Linked DNA regions of Homo sapiens: region 2 is linked to region 1. A link is a contact called in ENCODE Hi-C or POLR2A ChIA-PET data. All regions are on one chromosome and are shown on one strand. Each heading gives the region's core, a stretch centred on a gene start or an enhancer-like site at or near the end of the contact. The rest is flanking DNA. Distances are from core to core; before and after follow the strand shown.

Evidence for each region. Hi-C counts contacts between places; a loop is a spot of excess contacts on that map. ChIA-PET counts read pairs that join two places held with the same protein, here RNA polymerase II (POLR2A). Pooled maps may share reads with other maps.
Region 2: a loop to region 1 is called in a map of chondrocyte, with 4 times the contacts of the local background. The contact joins the promoter of LINC01423 here to the enhancer-like site in region 1. A Hi-C loop is called at or near these places in 13 of 168 maps with a recorded cell type or tissue (CD14-positive monocyte, CD8-positive, alpha-beta T cell, Right ventricle myocardium inferior and 8 more), 2 of 37 single-sample maps with no recorded cell type and 13 of 50 pooled maps. POLR2A ChIA-PET finds 5 or more read pairs at or near these places in 2 of 52 experiments (A549 and GM12878).

Annotation. Positions count from the first base shown.
Region 1 is chr21:38,287,343-38,293,484 of GRCh38, reverse strand. All of the region lies in intron 1 of KCNJ15 (potassium inwardly rectifying channel subfamily J member 15), which reads right to left. Among named protein-coding and RNA genes, the nearest start is that of KCNJ15, 33 kb to the right of the region's middle. Within about 2 kb of position 3,609, at least 7 of the 41 ENCODE cell types and tissues checked have a DNase peak (open chromatin) inside an H3K27ac peak, as active enhancers do; they include CD14-positive monocyte and endothelial cell of umbilical vein, where a contact is called at or near this core.
Region 2 is chr21:38,343,310-38,349,451 of GRCh38, reverse strand. LINC01423 (long intergenic non-protein coding RNA 1423) reads left to right here and starts at 3,376. Exons shown (of 6, transcript NR_110545.1): 1 at 3,376-3,557.

The sequences.
Region 1 (6,142 bases), core at 2,360-4,859:
ACTATTTGCTGTGCCTCTCGGCTGGGTCCTTCCACAAAGGATCCTTCACTGGGACTTTCCCTGCCCGGGCGTAGCGGGGGTGGGGTGTGTGTTTCCTACTCCCTTGTGTCAGGTGTGGCCCTGTCACCTGCTTTGGCCAATGGAGTGTGAACAGCAGTAACCCACACCATGCCTGAAGAGAGGTGTCGGGATCATCACATGGCTTGCCTTGCATGTGGGTGGGTCATGGATTGGGCTGTTCCTTCCTTCTGGTAAGTGGGAAGAAGGAAACTTGGAACTGAGCCATAATTCAACTACAGCTGACTTGAAACACAGGTGAGAAAAAATTCTTGTTGCTGTAAGCCACACAGTTCTTAGAGTTGTTAACAAGGCAAAACCTAGTGAAACCTGACCACAGAGACATTTTCACGATTAATACATATTTTTTTATCTTAGGATTATATGCCTGACCTAAAAGGTACTGCATTTAAAGGAAAGATATAAAGTTCTGAAATATTCCTTTTTTTTTTTTTTTTTGAGACAGCATCTCACTCTGTCACGCAGGCTGGAGTGCAGTGGCACAATCTTGGCTCACTGCAATCTCTGCCTCCTGGGTTCAAGCGACTCTCCTGCCTCAGCCTTCCAAGCAGCTGGGATTACAGGCACCCGCCATTACGCCTGGCTAATTTTTGTATTTTTAGTAGAGATGGGGTTTCACCATGTTGGCCAGCTTGGTCTGGAACTCCTGACCTCAGGTGATCTGCTCACCTCAGCCTCCCAAAGTGCCGGGATTACAGTTGAGAGCCACTGCACCCAACTGAGTTGTGAAATAGTCTTAATGTAAACTCTGAATGTTGGTCTATGACTCAACACTGAATACAAAAAGAACCCAAATTCAACAAGATTGTAATGGCAAGAATGGCTTGCCTTATCCCTAAGAACAACATAGAAAAGGTGACTAATTATCTTTTGATTACTTCTGAGTCAATATTTACATTTATCATGACAAGATAGCTTTTTAGGGAAAGTTGTAAGGGTATCATATCCTATCATTCTAATATTTTGTGGAGCAAGAAGCCCAAGTTTAAGGACCTAGTGGCCTCAGGATCTGTAATCACATAGACACACTGGGCCGCCCAGGTACCACTGTCATTAGGTCATTGATAGCTTTCATTTGGGAAGGGACAACTTAAAAGGGTCCAGGCACTTTTCAAAGCAGTTATAGATATTATCTTATTGAATCCCTCTCTTTACCTTGGGGAGAAATTATTTTCTCTATTTTCTAGGTGACGAAACTAAGCTTAGAGAAATTAAATAATTTACATGCATTCACAAAGCTAATACATGGAGCACCTGGTGAGCAAACCAGCTCTGTCTGCTCCCACGGCTGCACTCCTATCTAACCACCATCATCAGCATTAGCTTGCAAAGGAGTCTCGTGGTGCAGTGTGACAAAGCTAAGTTCCTGCTCACTACGCGTCAGCATCCATTATAGATTAAGCAGCTGTAATTAATTGACTCATTGCTCACCCTGTGCCAGGCCTGATATTAGGTATTATATATTAATTTAATTCTCACATAGACTCTGAAGTAAGTACTAATATTATTCCCATATTTCAGACAAAGGAACTGTGATATAGCACAAGGTATGTTGGAATCCATAGTCCATGCTTCTGATCTCAACACTGTGTCTCTAACTTCAGTGTGCTTTAGAATCACCTGGAGGGGTTGATAAAAATGCAAATGACTGGGTCCTACCTCAGAATTTCCGATTCAGCAGGTTTGGGGTGCAGCCAGAGGGTCTGTAGTTCTGATAATTTCCCAGATATCCCCGATGCTGTTAGACCTTAGACTACACTTGGAAAACCACGATTTATACTCTTCACCACTTAAAAGTTATCTGGAATATGGAGAAAATGAATAAGCCAAGAAATTAGATTGTCTAAAATTTAGTCTCATTACTTTCAAACAAAGGAATGGAGAAAGTCATTGGGATTAAATATATAAGTACTGCAGTGGCCAGGTGGAGTTTTTAGTTAGAAAATGTTTCCTTGGGGATAGAAATTCGGGTGTAATGTCTTGGCAAAAAGTTGAGAATTGCTGGAAAAAAGCAAACAGGTAGTAGAAAATTGCTCTCAGGTTTCTTCCTTGGATAATGGGTATCATTAAGGGAAGCTTTTAGCATTGGCCTGGCTGGGAACATTGGAGGACTGTGGGGAGAACCTAGATTCTAGGATGGGAAAGTTAAGGCTGGAGGACATTAGGGGTTCTCTTGCTGAAGTGTGTGATTCAGGTGTTCCATACACATAAAGGAATTTGTGGTTAAATACTTTTGGAAGGATTTGCCTACTGGAGCTGAAGCTGAGCCCCCAGACACCCCATTGTTTTCACTCTTTGGAGAGCCACATTGCACATTTGTTTATTACAGTTTCTGAGACGTCCTACAGTTATAAAACCTGCTTAACTGTAGCTATATATACGTGTGTGTGTGTGTGTGTGTGTGTGTGTGTTTAGCCTTTTTATGACATTTGAGAACACTGAGGAGTGCTGATCTGGTCTAAACTCTACACTTTATATCTAGGGAGATAAAAGGATCAAAAAGTTTGAGTAACTTGTTCAAGGTTACTGAGCCAGTAACAAGGTTAGAGCTGGAAACAAGCTTTTGTGAATCTTAGTCCATTTTACGGGTAGGTATCTCTCTTCGTGGTCACACTCTATGTTGAGATGAGTTATCCATCTCACTGGCTACTGGAAACAGGGTGGTATAGAATAGTGTGACCCTTCTCCCCTCATCCAACCGCAGCATCTCCATCGTCAGAAATGCAGGCTCTCAGGCTCCACACCTGAGCTACTTAACCAGAAGTTCTTGGGGTACAGTTCCCAAGAACCTGTCTTCAAAAGAACTCAATTTCCCCAAGCAATTCGGTAGCTGGAGTTTGCTAGTGATGCCTTGGCAAATTGGAGAGGTGCTCCTCTCACCCTACTATACATTAGAAAAGCAAAAAGTGTTCCTTTACAGACCAATCCACATTTGCATTGCATGTGAGCATGTAATAATGCAATTTGCCTCTGTGGTCAGATATGTAGCTTTTTTCCTATGTTTCTGTTCCATTATTATTGTTTGAAATTCCATAAGTACTAAAAAAAATTCTTTTCCATCTCTAAATGTGGTTTGCATCGTTGTTCCCTTTACTCCTCGATGCGAATTCTTTAAAAACTTTTTTTTAATCTCATAGAACATCAACCCTTCTGTACTCGACAAAGACAAGTTTAAACAGATTCCGGGCCCAACAGGGGACTCATTTGCCATTTTCCATGGCAAAGAATCTGAGCACTGGAATAAGCCAGAGGTATCATTTACTGAATATTTTCATAAAGACAGTTTAATTTCAGGCCCTTTATTTGTGAGAGAGCTGGCTAACCCAAATAAAACATTACACATCTGTCTGTTGTTACGAGTGACCAACCTCCGCTGAACATTATTACCTAATAACAACTAACTTCCCTATAGAGTGAGAGTGCCGCAGCGGAGGGCAAATGGAAATTTCCTGTGGTTTACCACCCTTGGCCTCTCCCTGCTCCAACATGCGAAGAACTTGGGTAATAAGCATATTCTCCCTCTAATCACAGCGTGGCTTGGACATGCATTGTTGTGAGATGACTGGCAAAACAGGAACACTGATGTCTGGAAGTGAGTGTGGAGGGGGTGAGGAGGCGAATTGTACTGTGTCAGCCTCCGTAATGCACTGCTCAATTTTCTTTTTTTCTTTTTTGAGATGGAGTCTGTCTCTGTCGCCCAGGCTGGAGTGGAGTGGCACAATCTCAGCTCCCTGCAACCCCTGCCTCCCAGATTCAAGCGATTCTCCTTCCTTAGCTTCCTAAGTAGCTGGGATTACAGGTGTGCACCACCACACCCAGCTAATTTTTGTATTTTTAGTAGAGATGGGGTTTCACCATGTTGGCCAGGCTGGTCTTGAACTCCTGACCTCAAGTGATCCACCTGCCTCGACCTCCCAAAGTGCTGGGATTACAGGTGTGAGCCACTGCTCCTGGTCCCAATTTTCTCCTTAGGAAAGAGATTTCTTCAACAGGCTAGTGGAATCTCACTCACTATTTTTGTCTGGATTAGTCCAAACCTACAACAGAGGAGAAGATGGCTCAAAACAGTACCATTTGGTTAAGGAGAAGGAAATCCACAGCGTTTGGGTTTGTCTGACTGTGGTATAAATCAGAGTGGAAGGCTTCTGTTTTTGCAGATAATACTGGTAGAGAAGCAAGTATTTGACCTTTTTTTTTTTTTTTTTTTTTTGAGACAGTCTTGCTCTGTTGCCGAGGCTGGAGAGTGCAATGGTGCGATCTCAGCTCACTGCAACCTCAGCCTCCTGGGTTCAAATGATTCTCGTGCCTCAACCTCCCGAGGAGCTGGGATTATAGGCATGCACCACCATACCCGGCTAATTTATGTATTTTTAATAGAGATGGGGTTTAACCATGTTGGCCAGGCTCTCGAACTCCTGACCTCAAGTGATCTGCCTGCCTCCGCCTCCCAAAGTGATGAGATTACAGGCGTGAGCCACCGCGCCCGGCTTAATGTGTTTTATTTAATGAAACTTCAAAGTGGACATGGTTGGAGCATTCACAGGAGATGACACGTGGGAAGTAAGCAGTGATGCTGGTTTTCTTAACTCCTGTTTCTGTGAGACATAAGAAGATGCTTGAGACTGGATCATGCCTTTTTATGCCATATCATTATATAATTTACAATACTTCCAAACTGACTTTCCCTTAAGTAAATCTATCTCTCTCACTAAGATGTTGAGTCTGCCAATTTTTACCACTCACATTTATCTTTCTTTGCCTCACATTTATAATATTTTGCACTACGATGAAGGCACGGAAACATAGAAAGTATGTTTTATAAATATGGGTAACAATTTCAGGCTGGCTTGTTTTCTGGCCTCATGCTGACTACTACATTTTCTTTTATTTGAAATAAATGTGGAGTTGTCAGTCTCTACAAATTGATGACTAATGGGCTCTGATGTAATTCACCTGCATGCAAAGGTAAAATTCTTATCTTCATTGGCATTCATATTAGTTATTAGCATGAATCTCATCCCAGGCAATGGAAATTACGACTTGTGCTTGATTTAAAACCAAATTATGGCTGGGCGCGGTGGCTCATGCCTGTAATCCCAGCACTTTGGGACGCCGAGGCAGGCGGATCACAAGGTCAGGAGATCGAGACCATCCTGGCTAACACGGTGAAACCCTGTCTCTACTAAAAAATACAGAAAATTAGCCGGGCGTGGTGGCAGGTGCCTGTAGTCCCAGCTGCTCGGGAGGCTGAGGCAGGAGAATGGCGTGAACCCGGGAAGTGGAGCTTGCAGTGAGCTGAGATAGCACCACTGCACTCCAGCCTGGGCAACAGAGTGAGACTCCATCTCAAAAAAAAAAAAAAAAAAAAAAAAAAAACAAAGAAAAAAACAAGTTATTTAACAATGGGACAAATGTCAAAAAGTTTTGAAATTCTGTCTCACTATCAGTCTACATTTTGACCACATTTCTCTGATATAGAAACTGTATCGCAGTGGAACACAGTTTATACCAAAATTTGCTTTAAAGACTGGTAGTATTTCTCAGTTGTTTGCTTGTCCCAAAGTTGAAAGCAGACTCTGTGATCACTGAATGATAATACAAAATTTCAAACTTAAAAATATCTTCACATTCAATCAAAAATTAAGACATTTGGCAGTTAACTAATTTCCATCACTGTACAGTGTAAGAAAACACATTCTAACCATCTGTAGTTAATTAGCCGGAGGACTATTGGCCCAAATTTGGTGTTTTTAGAGTTGCCAGATAAAATACAAGATGCCCAGTTGAATTTGAATTTCAGATGGACAGCAAATAATTTAGTATAAGCCTGTCACATGCTATATTTGCTATATGCTTATACTAAAATTATTCATTGTTTATTTGAAATTCAGAGATACATATGTACTATTTACATATATGTATCTATAGATTTGCATAGTACAGAGTGGCCTTACATTTGTATTTGCTAAATCTGCTAAATCTGGCATCCCTAGGGAAAAGCAAACTTATGCTCAAGAGTCATTCCTAAGGCCAAGAAACTTAAAGACAGGGTTTAACGTAAAGC
Region 2 (6,142 bases), core at 2,127-4,626, 56 kb before region 1:
GTGATGTTTTCTTGGCTCCAGCCTTTTAGATCAGTTGTCCACTCTGCCCGTGTTCCCCAGGTAATTCGCAAACACTGTTCCACTTTGCTTCCTGTAACTATAGCCAGAGACATGTGGAACAGTCAAGAGAGTCACTATTTCCATCACTGTTCATGAGCAATTTTCTTACTTAAACCACATCGCTCCAACCCTCCCCTCAGAAAACAACCCAAACCGAGAATATGTTTTCTTAAGAAACCTCAGTCAAATATCTCGGCTAGTTTTCCATTTTCTTTTAGCAGATTCCAGGAAACGGGGGTGTAGGGGTGCCTTAGGAAGCCCCAACTTCTGAGATTCCAGACAGGACCCTCCCATCCCCATCCTGAGAAAGGTTAGCTAGGGGTCAGGTGTGTGTGTTTTGTTGCGTTTTCTCTTTCTCCTAGTACAAGCAAAAGGATAAGTTCAGGTTTTTCTGCTTTATTCTCTCAAGAAATGATTGCTTAAAAAAAAAGATGGTCACACGTGAGGTTTTCCTTTCTCTTAGGTACAGATGGTGACAATTACTGGGACACTTAGCTACTTGTTTCTATGCAGTGCTGGAACCTCAGTGAATCTTAGCAAAGACCCTGCACTCTTTCCTGTGAGCAGCTGCTGCCAGGGACTAGAGAGAAATGAGGCGAGACCTGTCTGTTTCACAGAGTCTCCATTCCCCAGGAAATCCTTCCCCAAATCACTCATGATTGTGCTCGCCAAGGCTTCATAAACAAAGACATTTTCCCTACCAAGACCTGCAGTATGTAGGAATCCCTCTTTCCTTCAAACCGTCAGACCTCTCCCACCCTCAAGGTGAGAAGTCTCCAGTGTCCTGGGAAGCAACGAAATGTGTGACTCAGTTGCCTGCCTTGTAACCATCCCGTGAGGGGCCACAACCCATGGGACCTGCACCTTCTGAGGCAGGTTGACTTTCTGGAGGTCTCAGCAGAGAAAACGAAATGGAGGCAAGCCACAACTGCCACCTCTTTTGCCAGAGGAGACTCCAAGAATCACAGTAGGCCAGGTGATAGGCTTTCCCCCTTGGAACAAGCTTTAAGGAAAGATAAGGGCTTATTGCAAAAGGAGTCGCTTCATCCATCATCTGTGTAAAACAGTTACCTTTCACTTTCTGAGACTCTCTTCAAACAAACTTCTTTCCTTATTCTCTAAACTGCTGCTCTCACTAACCAAATGCCATAGACGAGCCTTCCTTTACAAGCAACGGAGCAAATGACAACCATTCTTGTGGCTGAACAGTGGCAAAACATCTTCCAGATCATAAGCCAAGCCATCCTGTCTAGGAAGATGTGTAGAAACTGCCCTCATGGCTCATGACCGCTGTTCTGGCAAGAGAGGCCCCCGGCATCCGAAAAGCAAGAACAGGAGGTAACTGGAAGGGATTCCTCCAGTTCCAGAGACTCGAGCTGTGAAACAAACAACAATCCAAGAGTGTTCATGTGCTGCGATTTCCACTAGGGATAATAACTGCTACCATCGCTTGGCTATTGCCTGCCAGGCTCTGGGCTTTCTCTTAGGTATATCATCTCATTGCAGCCTCTCAAGAACCATATTTTACAGATAGAAAAACTGAGGTTTAGACAGATTAATAAATTGGGCAAAGACATAATCTCACAACTCATAAATCGTAGGGCTTGGAGTCGGGCTCAGAAATCTCTTCTCTTAACCAGCCCTCATGCTCAACTGCCCTCTCCTTGCATAGCAGGGACTGTCCTGCTTCCCGTGATGATTTCGCATGAGGATGTGCTGGGCTGAGGAGGGGTGAGGACACTCTTGCTTCTGGAAGGGGACTTTAAGGGAGACAGTGGCTCCTTTCCTGTGTGCACAGGAGCCAGATTATATTAAACAGGTGACTATTCCAGATGGATCGTAGTCAAACAGAAAGAGCCAGAATATTGTAGGAGGATAAAACCAGGTATCCTTAAAAGAATACAACACTACGAAATATGTCACCGGGACATCTCAAATCTCTGCAAGTCCCAGTGGACTCATGCTGTCCCCGACCTCCTGTCCGTCCTGATACTGCAACCCTGGTTTTCTTCTGGACCCCTATATCTCAGTGTCTCTCACTGCCACCCCATCACTCTCCCAAAAACCATCTCCCCACATCCCTGTGGCCAAAGTGTAACTGAGTTCTGACTTTTCTTTTGATCTCCTACACGCTTGAAAATCCATCCACTTCTTTCCAATTCCACTGCTGTCACTCAAATTTGGATTACTAAAATAGCTGTCCATCTGGTCTACCCACCATGTAGTATTGTGTAGTTACCTGTATGGCTTTGCAGCCAGACAGCTTGGTTGGCATCATGTTTGTTTGTTCTCTGTGTATTTTCATGTCTTCATCTTTAAAATGGGGATCTTAATAGTACCTTTTTTTTTTTGAGACAGACTCCCACTCTGTCACCCAGGCTGGAGTTCAATGGCACTATCTCGACTCACTGCAACCTCTGCCTCCCAGGTTCAAGTGATTCTCCTTCCTACGCCTCCTGAGTAGCTGGGATTACAGGCGCCAGCCACCATGCCTGGCTAATTTTTGTATTTTAGTAGAGACAGGGTTTCACCATATTGGCCAGGCTGGTCTTGAACTCCTGACCTCAGGCAATCCACCCACCTTGGCCTCCCAAAGTGCTGGGATTACAAGCGTGAGCCACTGCACCCGGCCAATAGTACCTATTTTATTGGGTGCCTGTGCTTCATTTAAACACTTAGAACTGTGTCAAGCACGTAGTAAATCAACCAATGCTCATGGTTGTTAATGCTACCCACTCTGACCTCCCTGCCATCCATCCTTCCCTCTGCAGCTGGTATAACCATCTGCCTGCTGCTTAAGGCCCTTCCACAACTCCCCGTTGTATTCAGGATAAAGCTAATAGTCTTTGACCTGCCAGGACTTGCTCAACTTGGCCCTCATCCTCTCCCCAGCCCGTTTTCAGCTCTTGCCTCCCAACTTCTCCCAGCTTCACCCTCGTGTTCCAGGCCTTCTGCTCTCTGCTCCCCTGACCATGAGGACTTCTTGGGACTCATATTCATCTCAGATTGCAATCACCTTCCCTTCCTCCTTTGTCGACATACCTCCTTCTCGTCATTCAGTTCTCATTTCAAGTGTGACTTCCTCAGGGAGGCCTTCTGTAACTCCTGTTACTTGGCTTATTCCCTGTGGGAGGTTTTTATTTGTTTGCAGGTTTAGTTAATTTCCATCTCCCTATGTGTGTGGACTGGCCTGGAGTTTAACACATAGGTAGCAGGTGTTCAATATGATCTATGGGTGAGAGTTTAATGAGATAGTACCCTCCCCTCTCCCATGACTTCTAGCAGCTAACTCCTCCCTGCAAGGACTTCCTCAGCCTGGGGATTGAAGCTCAGGGTGGAAATGGCTGCCTTTCTGGCTGCCATTTTCAAGGTCCTGCTGTCTTTCCAAGCTTTGGCTGGAGAAGGGGGAAATGTCACTAGCAGATGGGGTGTTACCATCTCCCGTGCACACTGGCATCCACGGTCGTAGGAGATCCTCATGATGACTCAAATGTCAGGTAGGATCATTATTGTCCTTGTTTCTTAACTTGCAAAAAGAGGCCCTGAGACATTGACTTATCCATGACCACACAGCTCGTGAGTGACAAAACTAAGGTGAGAAAGAGGTCCCAGGAACCTAACACATGTTTCTTTGTCACTGTGCTCCAGTGCCTTGCTGAAGCAGACACCCAGACAAGGAATGGCAATGACAGCACAAAGAAGATGAGTGTGTCCCCTGCCTTCTTCATTCTCCTCTTAGTCTTTGAGAATTTCCATTGGCTACATTTCCTAGTGGTCACAGTCGTGTTCTCTGGAGGCAGATTCTGAGATGCATTTTAAGGGATAGGATATTTGTTAATGGATTTTAAGGGATAGGATATTTGGTGCCCTTGAGATCGACACCAGTGGAAGTGAGGACAAGAAAAGTTTGAGTGGACAGAGGTGGGAGCTGAGCAGTGATGCAGAGGAGACAGCCTCAGCGGATGCCAGGGAAGCTCAGGAGCTAAAATGGCTTAGCAGCATTGTTCAGCATTGGGTTAAAATGACCCAGTGGTACCTTTATACACCTGCCTGGATCTGTCAGTTGTGGGATGCCCTAGTCAGGCATCTCTCTGCAACTGCAGCCACTTCTGAAGGGTATAATGGCCCTCCTGGCAGCTGCGGCCATCTGTCCATAGAGAGGGGATCTGGGCAGGTGCCATTGTACCTGCCACGCTAATTTTGTCTTCCTGCGTTCGCTTCTCATTTTCTGATTCTGCCCTTTCCCCTATTCCTTCCCTCACTTATTCAATCACCAATTAATCAATCTGGAAAGAGTTTTTCTGAATGAATTTCTAGTATTATGTGGCCTGGTGGTGCAGGGGTGGCGATGTGCCTGGGTATATAGGATTCTTGGCCTGGGATACCTGACACTGAGGGGATTATGTGGCTTAAGTAGTTAACAATAAAGAATGAAGATAAAAGGAATTTAGCCTTTTCCATTGGAGTTTTTATTTTCCAGCCCCTCCAGTTCCAATTCTTGTGAGCAAACTTCCTACCAAACTGAGTGACTATGTAATATTTATCCTTGCAAAATGCCCAGCAGCAATAGGACCCATGTCCTGCAGACCTTGCTTCTGTTCAGCAATTTTTTCTTTGTCAAGGGCTTCAATGCATGCTTGATTTCTCCTATCAAGGGAGGCACAGTGGATAGCACCTCCCTCCTCAAACTGAGAGGATATGGAGAGGTTGGTCCCATGCCTGAGGCCATGGTGCCCACTCATGGTAGAGCAGGAGGAAATGGGGGTCGTTCAACACTCAAGTCTGTTCACTCTCCAGGCTTTTAGGAAGAAGGAGGCCAGGCAGGGGTATAACACCCTTCTGTGTGACGGTTTAATTTTTGTGCAAATATCTGGACTCCTCTTAGTATCCAATTAGATTATTTATGCTGTAAAACTTGAGATAATTGGCTATCCTTTTGGTCTCAGAAGGGTTTCCTTTTAGAGTCAGAAGGTTTGTTGGAACCTCTAGGGAGGCAGAAAGTGCAGGCACCAGCAGAAGAAGTCAGCAAAAAGCTCCAAGGAGGTTTATTTAATGTCTCATCATCATCATCGTCATCACAATTATTATTATTCATTTTTTGCCTCTCTGGAAAGACGGGGCTCCAGTTTCCATTGAGTGAAGCTTTAAGCTGGCTCATAACCCACTTACTCTCTGCTCTTCTGCACTCCAATCTGCTGAGATGTCTGTAAATCTGTGCCACCAACTATGGTGTTCAGACAGTCTGAAGATTATTTCAACCAGACCAGAGATTGATTTTAGTTTCCCACAAGTAGAAACAAGCTCAAGTCAGCTCAGCAACTTACTTGACTTGGAGCCACTCTTTTTTGTTTATTCCTCTTCTTTCCCGTTGCAAACTCCTAATCTCTCTTGGCATCAGGACTTGGTCTTTTGCTGTAGGAGCCACACCAATGGATACCACTCAACCAAAGTGACCCTGGGACAGAGCCAGTATAAACACGGTCCCTCGTGAGTCAAGCGTCTGGGATAAGTGAACAAACACTGGGCTGAAAACCTGGGACTGGCTGGTTGTTTAAGAGCTATCACCTGCTCCTTCGTTCTCATTGTAGCCCAGGGCTGGCTGGGTCAGGGGGTGCATGTCTCATCCAGAACCACACAGAGGCCAACATTTTATCAACGCTCACCAACCAAGTAAACATTTGACCAGCTTACTTTTTCCTTGCTTTGCTCAACTTGATAACAGAGAAAGTGTTCTGGAGAGAGAAGGGATGGCAGTGTTAGCAGAAATAACTGCTCTAATCTCAGCAGTGGGAGGATTCGCTGCTTGGCCTTCCTCACGGGTGGGAAAGAACATTTTTCACCCAAATCAAGAGTGGTCTTTTTCACCCAGTGAAGCTGCTGTGTTTGACTTTGTTGAGGATGTGGAAGGAACTATTTAATTACTATAATGTGGGAAAGACTGAGCAAAAATATTGTTTAACAGCCCAAACGATTGAGGTGGTCCAATTAAAGAGCTGACCCTTCAGTCTTCTCGTGATTCCTGCCATTCCTGGAAGATCTACTTTCCTTGCTTGCAGGACATTTATGAGGCCAGCACCTCCTG